Linked DNA regions of Homo sapiens: region 2 is linked to region 1. A link is an interaction called in ENCODE POLR2A ChIA-PET data of the cell type or tissue named here. Cell type or tissue: A673. All regions are shown on one strand.

The links. Peaks named below come from ENCODE experiments on the same cell type or tissue, not always from the same donor. Only the 100,000 strongest peaks of a DNase experiment are listed, where the experiment ranks them.
Region 2: POLR2A ChIA-PET joins it to region 1 with 6 read pairs; 14 of 35 experiments call an interaction of 5 or more read pairs at or near these places.

What each region holds. Positions count from the first base shown.
Region 1 is chr12:95,222,549-95,227,548 of GRCh38, reverse strand. All of the region lies in intron 1 of VEZT (vezatin, adherens junctions transmembrane protein), which reads right to left. Among named protein-coding and RNA genes, the nearest start is that of VEZT, 7.2 kb to the right of the region's middle. In A673, no CTCF peak of the experiment used is centred here; no DNase peak of the experiment used is centred here; H3K27ac peaks cover 999 bases.
Region 2 is chr12:95,170,322-95,175,321 of GRCh38, reverse strand. It overlaps FGD6 (FYVE, RhoGEF and PH domain containing 6), which reads left to right. Exons shown (of 21, transcript NM_018351.4): 3 at 2,578-2,722. Among named protein-coding and RNA genes, the nearest start is that of FGD6, 45 kb to the left of the region's middle. In A673, no CTCF peak of the experiment used is centred here; no DNase peak of the experiment used is centred here.

The DNA of each region.
Region 1 (5,000 bases):
GCCAACATGGCGAAACCCCATCTCTACTAAAAATACAAAAATTAGCAGGGTGTGGTGGCATGCACCTGTAATCCCAGCTACTTGGGAGGCTGAGGCAGGAGAATCGCTTGAACCCGGGAGGTGGAGGTTGCAGTGACCCGAGATCACGCCATTGCACTCCAGCCTGGGCGACAAGAGCAAAACAAAATTCCATCTCAAAAAAAAAAAAAAAAAAGAAAAAATTAGTAGGGCATGATGGCACATGCCTGTAGTCCCAGCTACTTGGGAGGCTGAGATGAGATAATCACCTGAGCCTGGGAAGTGGAGGCTGCAGTGAACAGTGATTGTTCTATTGGAGGCCAGCCTGGTGACAGAGTGAGACCCTGTCTAAAAAACAGTTAAGAAAGCAACATCAGAACTTTAATACCTTTCTAAAGTAATTGGAGAATTCTTACTCTCAAAACACTGTAATTAATGATGACGATAACAGAGTAAAACAACAATCTTGGTATTTCATGCTTATTTTGTTAATATTCACATTAGACATAGTATCCATCATTTTCTAAACTTTGTTCTGTTGCTGTTTAGCCTGAGAGGTCCAAGACTGAGGTTATACTGTCCTTCTCAATTCAGCCTCTTAGAGTAGAATGATGGTAGAAGATTCTAATTAAAACAAATGATCTTATAGGAGGAGGAGTCAGGCTCCAATATAATGGAATTAACATTGAAAGTACATACGGAATCTAGCTCTGATAAAATGGGTAATCAGATTCTAGGGCAAGAAATGGGAATTGGGCCTGGGCACTTCACTCTTTCTTTCCTCCCTTAGTCCTTCTCTTATATTATCATCTTTCAGTGCACATCTAGTCCTCTCAGACTAAGAGGACTCAAAGTGATCACTGGAAGGAGAAATACAAATGACCCAAAATATAGTACAGTAAAATTTACAAATAATCCAAGAAACAGAAATTAAAACAAGATACCTCAAAGAGTTTGTTTTAAGGGAAGGGATGTTGTTGGAATATTATCCAAAACTCTGCATGATTTAAGTTTTTAACTTTCATGCAGCATGTAATTCTCTAGGTAAGTCTCAATACATGAATGACTCTGATTTCTATCTGAAGATCATTAAAATAACAGTATTACAACAAATATACCAAAAAAAAAAAAATCACAGTTAAATTTTCTTAGGGGAAGAGAGGTTCAGCCCTAAGATAGATATGGTAAATTGGCTTGGCTTGTTCAATCTCTATTCTATAATCCTTCTTCCAATGTATCTCTTGTGTTACAGAGGCAGGAAAGCTACATCTGAAATTTCCCAAATTATCTTGCAGCTAGGATTCTAGATATAAATCAGGGTTTCCCCAAGTAGGTGTATGGTGTAAGAGATTTGGAAGGTGGAAGAAGAGCAGAAGTCCACTTTTTGCTTCTTTGGCTTTTGTTTCAACTGTTCTTTTTTTTTTTTTTTTTTAAATAAAGGCAAAGTCTCAATCTGTCACCAAGGCAGAGTGCAGTGGCCTCATCAAAGCTCATCACAGCCTTGAACTCCTGGGTTTAAGCAATCCTCCTGCGTCAGCCTCCTGAGTAGCTAGGGCTAGAGATGCATGCCACCATGCCCAGCTAATTCTTTAAAATAATTTTTTGTAGAAACAAGGTCTCTCTATATTGCCCAAGCTGGTCTCAAACTGCTGGCCTCAAGTGATCCCCCCACTGCTGGCCTTGTTCTTTCATTTGTCTGTTCTCTCATTCCTTCTCTTCCCTCCATCCTTCTCTCTCTTTTTTTTTTTTTTTTTTTTTTTTTTTTTTTTGCTATGAAACAAAGCTGTGGAGGCAAAATGTTTCTATAGCAGTATTCCAATATGGATTCTCCAGCTTCTTGATAACACAGCTGCAGGTGTGGTAGAGACAGTGGAGAGACTCCAAGTTCCAATACCAAGGTATCACTTTGTTAGGTTATTGAGAGGCAGATGTGGTGATGGCTTTTGTTTTGTTTTGTTTTGTTTTGTTTTGTTTGAGACAGAGTCTTGCTCTATCGCCCACGCTGGAGTGCAGTGGCGCGATCTTGGCTCACTGCAAGCTCAGCCTCCTGGGTTTACGCCATTCTCCTGCCTCAGCCTCCCGAGTAGCTGGGACTACAGGCGCCCGCCACCAAGCCCGGCTAATTTCTTTTTGTATTTTTACTAGAGATGGGGTTTCACAGCATTAGCCAGGAAGGTCTCAATCTCCTGACCTGGTGATCCGCCCGCCTCGGACTCCCAAAGTGGTGATGGCTTCTAATTCCTGGATTGTAACTATGATCATGATCACGTGCTCTTGTCTTCATGAGCATATAGCAACTTTGATAGAGCTTGATCCTGTAGGCCTTCCGATGATAATCTAACCATTAATTCCCTATGTTAAATTCCTTTCTGCTTATGGCACATAGACAGGTTCCTGTTTACTGCATTAACAGGGGTCCTCAACCCCCAGGCCTGCACAGCACTGGTACCGGTCCATGGCCTGTTAGGAATACAGCCCGAGGCCAGCAGGATGGTGGGCCAGTGGGTGAGCAAGCGTTACTATCAGAGCTCCGCCTCCTGTCAGATCAGTGGCAGCATTAGATTCTCATAGGAGCAGGAACCCTATTGTGAAATGTGCATGTGAGAGATCTAGGTTGTGAGCTCCTTATGAGAATCTAACTAATGCCTGATGATCTCAGGTGGAACAGTTTCATCCTGAAACCATCCTCCATCTGGAAAAACTGTCTTCCACGAAACAAGTCCCTGGTGCCAAAAACCAGTCACTGTGCATTAGGATGTATGGGTGACACAGTACTTAGTATCTAGAAGTAGGGCTGACTCAGCAGAACCTGAAATATGTTCCACTGGCTGAGTAATCAAGTGGTAGATGGCAAGAAAACATGCCTTACAAGCTTTCAGCTCTTCAAAAGAAGGCCTTTCTCAGTCAGTGGCCTGAGATCTAAGTTGAATGAAAGTGGTAATAGGGGTAGAGGGGGTTACAGGTCTCATAGGTGGTAAAGCCCAAACACAGGAAATAAGATGGCTGCTCCTAGCCTTTCCCAAGAAGAATCCCGTGATAAGAGTTACAGGTTAGCTGGACATGGTGGCACCTGCCTGTAGTCCCAGCTACTTGAGAGGCTGAAGTGGTAGGATCACCTGAGCCAGGAGTTGGAGGCTGCAGTGAGTTATGATGGTTAACACTGCATTCCAGCCTAGGCAACAGTGCAAGACCCTGTCAAAAAAAAAAAAAAAGTTGTGGCTTTAGGTACAGGAATGCAATCACTAACAAATAGTAGCCGTAGAGGGAAAGAATTCAGACAAGAAACACCCAAACCTCTCTGGCGCTCTTTCCTCCATCCTCTGATCTGCAGGTCCTTCCCACTGGCCGAACCTAAATGGAACCCAGAGGACAAGGGAATGCAGTGATGCAGTCCATAATGATCAGGGTGGAATTATGGGTCTGAGGGACACAGGGAGAAAAATAATCACCAATGATAACATCAATCCCTCAACTATATACTTGGGTATTAAATAAGAAATAAAAATGGAACTTATACAACCATGAGACAAACTACATTTCAAAACTTTCGTGATACAACTGAAGCAATACTCAGGGAAATTTATAGCCTTACAAGTTATTTTGGGCATTTAGGTTTTTAACTCAAGAAGCTAAAAAAAACAGAACAAAAATAGCAAAATAAACACAAATAGATGAATGGAAATAGATAAAAGTAGAAATTTTAAAAAAATTTAAAACCACAAACAAATTCAATAGAACTGACCAAACAAAACCAACTAGTTTTTTGAAAAGTCTACCTGAGGCCAGGCACGGTGGCTCACATCTGTAATCCCAGCACTTTGGTAGGCCGAGGTGGGTGGATCACCCGAGGTCAGGAGTTCAAGACCAGCCTGGCCAACATGGTGAAACCCCATCTCTACTAGAAATACAAAAATTAGCTGGGCATGGTGATGGGTGCCTGTAATCCCAGCTACTCGGGAGGCTGAGGCAGGAGAATTGCTTGAACCCAGGAGGCAGAGGTTGCAGCAAGCCAAGATCCTGCCATTGCACTCCAGCCTGGGCGACAAGGCTAACAGAGTGGAACTCTGTCTCAAAAAAAAGAAAAGTCTATCTGGTAAGTTGAAACTCCAGCACATCTATGCAAAACAAAAAGAAAAACATAACAACAATCAGATCTAATTTGTGCTATAAATGAAACTAAAGAGACTACTAAGAATATATCAATAATTTTGAAAACCTAGATAAAAAGCAATTTGTTGGAAAAATTTAATAAAAGGTAACATTTACTGAGTGTTTACAATGTGTCAGGTACTCATCTAAGTAATTCACTTATATTAAATCATTTAGTACTCATAACTACCTTACGAGATAGTTACTGTTATTTTTATTTAATATGGAGAAAACTGAAGCTTAGACAAGTTAAGTAACCTGCTCAAAGTCACATTAACTAATATAACTAATAAATAGCTGACCTAGGATTTCTTAGGTTATCCAGCTCCAGAGCCCATATCTTTAACTATATTACACTGCCTTTCAGAATAAAAAAGTTATCAAAATAGAAAATTGTACCTGAGCAATAACCATAAAAGAAATTGAGCTGATAGACAACATTCAGTCTCTTTTCCCCAGGAAAGGCCAATTTAGCTATACTCTGAAGAAACAGATAATTCTCATTTTGTAAAATCAGTCCTAGAGCACAGAACGAGATGAGAAGTTGCTTGATTCATTTAGAAGGCAAGCAATAAATGTTCACGGATTGGAAGATTCAATATTGATTGTAAAGATGTTAAGTTTCCCCAGATTAATTTATAGCTTCAAAGCAATTTCAATCAAAGTCTCAGTAGGGTTTTTTTATTTTTATTTTTTATTTTTTTACAAAAACTGACAGGCTGATTCTAAAATTTATATGGAAATATAATGGGCCAAGAATAGCCAAAGGCAATCCTGAAGAAAAATACAGCTGAAGGGTCTTATGCTATCAGATATTAAAACCTATTTTTTAA
Region 2 (5,000 bases), 52 kb after region 1:
GTCTCTTGTGTGTTGGGCTGTATGGTGAGGATTCAGCTGGAAAACACAATTTCAATTTCCTTGTCTTTGGAAATTTACATTTTAATGAGGGAAACAAGTCTACCACCAAGTGCAGTTTAGTGAGATAGTTAAAGGATTCAGAAGAGACACCAAAATCTCTCCTTGTTTCATGGCATTGTGTTTTGATTCATGTAGTTTTAATATTTAAAGCTTTTTTCTTGTTTTCAGATGTTCACTTTGTACTTTAATCCCTCTTGTATCCCTAATGGATGTGGCAACACCTAGTTACTATATTCTTAATAATAGCCTTCCAAATGATGTTTGACCAAGAAACACCTTTCACCCCTCTCTTCAGACAAAATAAACCTAATTTCTTTTTTTTTTTTTTTTTTTTGGAGATGGAGTCTCACTCTGTCGCCCAGGCTGGAGTGCAGTGGTGCAGCCTCGGCTCACTGCAAGCTCCGCCTCCCGGGTTCACGCCATTCTCTGCCTCAGCCTCCCGAGTAGCTGGGACTACAGGCGCCCTCCACCATGCCTGGCTAATATTTTGTATTTTTAGTAGAGACGGGGTTTCACCGTGTTAGCCAGGATGGTCTCGATCTCCTGACCTCGTGATCCACCCGCCTCAGCTTCCCAAAGTGCTGGGATTACAGGCGTGAGCCACCGCGCCTGGCCAAATAAACCTAATTTCTTCATAGGTGCCACAGCCCTATTACTAACTATCTGAATCTATTATACTTAGGAGTCTAAAACAGTACCCAGATGGGCTGGATCAAAAAGCCTTTTAGAGCAGAGCTTCTCACACATAGACTGGGATTTTGTTACAGCACGGATCCTGATTCGGTGGGTTGTGGGTGGCCTGAGCGTGTGTTTTCTGAGGAGCTTCCAGGTGATGCTGCTGCCGATTGGAAATTGAACATGTGTTGTGTTAACAGGGTTTTAGAAGATATAAAGAGATAAGGAATTACGATAAAAACAAGTGGTGGGGTACCTTTTCTTCTAGCTATATGGTTGGATCCTATAGTCTGTCCACCCTGTTAACTCTCATTTGCTCTCGCTAATCTCAGTCAACAATTAACTATCCGGCGGGGTTGGCTCTTATCCCTGCACCCAGAGACAGTGAATCCTGCCAGTGATCTAACCAGAAAGTTGCTATCCTCTATCCACCACTTACCCCCGGGGAGTGAGTCTCCTGCATGTCTTGGGGAGCTGTGATAAAGTATGCACCCACCTTACGAGGCTATGATATGACTCCCAGAGGCCCCAGCCATTGAGTAATGGAAAACCCCGTCTTTAGCAGTGAGAGGTGTTCCTTTTGGCACTGTGCCTCCAGCCAGCTGGTTTGTGTAACAGTTGGGCTCCAGGAATGGCTTCTGAGGCAAGTCTGTATCCTACCATGTGTAATCAGGAACTGGCAGAAAATTTATCTTTAGCTTTTAAGATTCCCATTAGAGATTCTCGTAACTTGTAACCTTGGCTGTTGAGTGACCTGCCTGTGACCTGCTGAAAGAGCCTGCCAGAGTGGAATGCAACTGTCTCCTTATTCTGCTTGAGTGTTTTTCCTGATGATTGTGGATCTTTTACTGACCCCACCTATACTCTTCTATTCTGCAGATATTCTTGTAGACTTACGACAGAAAAGCAGTTGCTACAGGCAATTGGCTCCTGAATCTTTCCAGCCAATGCTAGAAGGAATTATTTTCATCTCTTCTTAGGGAACTTTCCTATGGAATTCCCCCCACAGATTGGATTGCAACAGTGGCTTTTAGATTCATGAGATCTATATTAAAACAAACGGAGGAACCTTGATGATATCAGGCTGGCAAGGAGGAATTGGTAAATGGCCTGGCTCTGTGGTTTTCCAAGTTCAGCTTGTATCAGAATCACCTGGAAAGCATTAAACAAGCTTACTTATTATTTGCTAGGCCCTGTGCCCCAGGTAGTTGTAATTGCTGGGCAAATTGCTGGGCCCTGGGCCCCTCGTAGTTCTAATGCAGCAGGTCTTGAGCATAATCTGAGAATTTGTAACATTTCCTCTTCCTCCCCATGTCTTGTGAACAGAACAGTGATAACCATAGAGCAGGGTACATGTTCACAGTTGCACCTGCACTGTTGATTGTCGTCACCATTATTACCCCCGAGTCCTCATAGATTTGTTACTTGTTTTTTGTTGTTGTTTTAAACACCAAGGCCCAAGGAAACAGCAATTCTTCTGGTATACCTGGCAGCCTTTTATGGTAAACCAGCTCACTTTCTGTAAAGCTTCTTAGTTTATTCTAGGAGTAGAGACCTGATCTTCTTTGGGAGGGATATATAGAAGCATAGGATGGGAGCAGCTGGGAAACTTGCTTCCCACCCACCTTCTTAACATTAAAAATTCAAAAAATTAATTTGAGTTTTTGGCAGCTGAGACAGGGTGAAGGAAGGGAAAGTTGGCTGATCTGGGTCTTTTCATTCTTCCACATCCCTTAGATATATCTTGTTTGCATTATGAAGATAAGATGTTGATTTGGTTTTTGTTTTGCTAGCACTTCTTATTATTGAAGGTGACTAATACCTGCTTTCTGTTGAATGCAGTTCAGGAGCATCCCAGGAGGAACAGAATGATCTTGGTCTTGGTGACCTTCCCTCTGATGAGGAGGAAATCATCAACAGTTCTGATGAAGATGATGTCAGCTCTGAGTCAAGTAAAGGAGAGCCTGACCCACTGGAAGATAAACAGGTATACTTTGGTACTTAATTGCTTCTTGACCTCTCCCTATGCTTGGGAATGATATTTGTCTGCATAATAGGCACAGAAACCCTTGTGAGTTTTCTTAAAACTTATAAAACACTTTCAAAATTTAAATTTAATTCCTGCTATAATGTGGCACCTAAAATATTCTCATGTTACCAAGTATGTATCACTTAGAGATTACTTAGTGATTTTTGAGAAATTATTATTTTGAGACAGAGTCTTGCTCTGTTGCCCAGGCTGGAGTGCAATGGCGCCATCTCAGCTCACTGCAACCTTTACCTCCCGGGTTCAAGCCATCCTCCTGCCTCAGCATCCCAAGTGCCTGGCATTACAGACACCTGCCACCACGCCTGGCTAATTTTTGTGTTTTTAGTAGAGACGGGGTTTCACTATGTTGGCCAGGCTGGCCTCAAACTCCTGACCTCAAGTGATCCACCCGCCTCAGCCTCCCAAAGTGCTGGGATTACAGGCGTGAGCCATGGTGCCAGGCAAAGAAATTCTTTTTCCTAATGTCCAATGGCTTGCTTTTTGATAACAACCCCCCCCCCCTTAGAATTGTTCCCTGTACTGCTACCAATTTTTTGTAGATTTTTTTGAAATAAAGAAATTATATGCATTTTAGACTCAAATTATTTTGGGAAAGAATAAAGATGGCTGTTAATAGTACATCATCATTTGCTTTGAAATAATCCAGTGTGTGTATGAGTTTGGGGGGAGCACAGCATACATGAAGATTGTCTATGTGTTCAGAGTTGTTTAAGATGCATGAGGGCTGGGCACGGTGGTTCACACCTATAATCCCAGCACTTTGGGAGACCGAGGGGGGTGGATCATGAGGTCAGGAGATCAAGACCATCCTGGCTAATGCAGTGAAACCCCATCTCTACTAAAAATACAAAAAATTAGCCGACCATGGTGGTGGGCACCTGTAGTCCCAGCCACTCAGGAGGCTGAGGCGGGAGAATGGCGTGAACCCGGGAGGCGGAGCTTGCAGTGAGCCGAGATCACGCCACTGCACTCCAGCCTGGGTGACAGAGTGAGACTCCGTCTCAAAAAAGATGCATGATGCAGGGGTTCATTATAATGTCTCTCTAGTTTGGCATGAATATATTTATCTCTTTCATTTGAAACCACATTTTTTAAGAGACATTATTAAAGGGAAAAAGTTAGTACATCAACAATATCCCCAGGAATGTTACAGCAATATGGAATTTGAAAAGATCCACATAGCATAGCAAGCCATGGAGAAAATTCATGTGCCATAATTTCGCCTAATTCCTGTGCCATAATTTTATCAATCTATTGTTCTTCCTGTTTAATATTTTTGCCCTGTTTAAATTTATCTTCAGGCTTAAATGAATGGCCCACGTGCAGCAGTCTGAATTTAAGTCCCAGATCCACCAGCTATGATCTGGTCAACTTTGGGCCAATTATTTAACCTTTTGGGACTAAAGAGTACCATTTTATAGATAAAAAAAAGAATAGTACTCATAGAATTGTGAAGATTAAATAATCTGATACATGGAAAGCATTAGAATATTGATCGGCACATAATAGCTCAGTGATCATTTATTTATAACTAGCCAGACTTCATTTCTATGCTGTGAAGTATTAAATCATGGTGTTGGGAATAACCACTATAAATTACTTAGGCTAGTGAATTTGTAAAACCCCTAAGACAGATGAGTGACTCTCTTCTTAAAGACCCACAGCACTCAGCAATGTATAGATTTTACTTTGACTATCAAGTAATTCCTTTTGTGTCTTACTGGTGTCTGTCTTGCTTTAATTTGAAAGCTCGTTTTCCATGTTGCAGCTTCATGGACATAGATTCTACAAATGTTTATAGAATTTGCACTATGTTCCAGGTACCACTGGTATTTACTAGAGATAAGCAGTACTCAGGTTCTAAGCTTCTATGTAGCCAACGTTCTTTTCTTTTGAGAAGGAGTTTCGCTCTTGTTGCCCAGGCTGGAGTACAATGGCGCGATCTCGGCTCACTGCAACCTCTGCCTCCCGGGTTCAAGTGATCCTCCTGCCTCAGCCTCCTGAGGAGCTGGAATTACAGGCACCCATCACCATACCCAGCTAATTTTTGTATTTTTAGTAGAGACGGGGTTTCACTATGTTGGCCAGGCTGGTCTCGAACTCCTGACCTCAGGTAATCCACACACCTCGGGCCTCCCAAAGTGCTAACACTACAGGCATGAGCCACCCTGCCCGGCCTAGCCTATGTTCTAACAGGATAAGAGGAACCTACTGT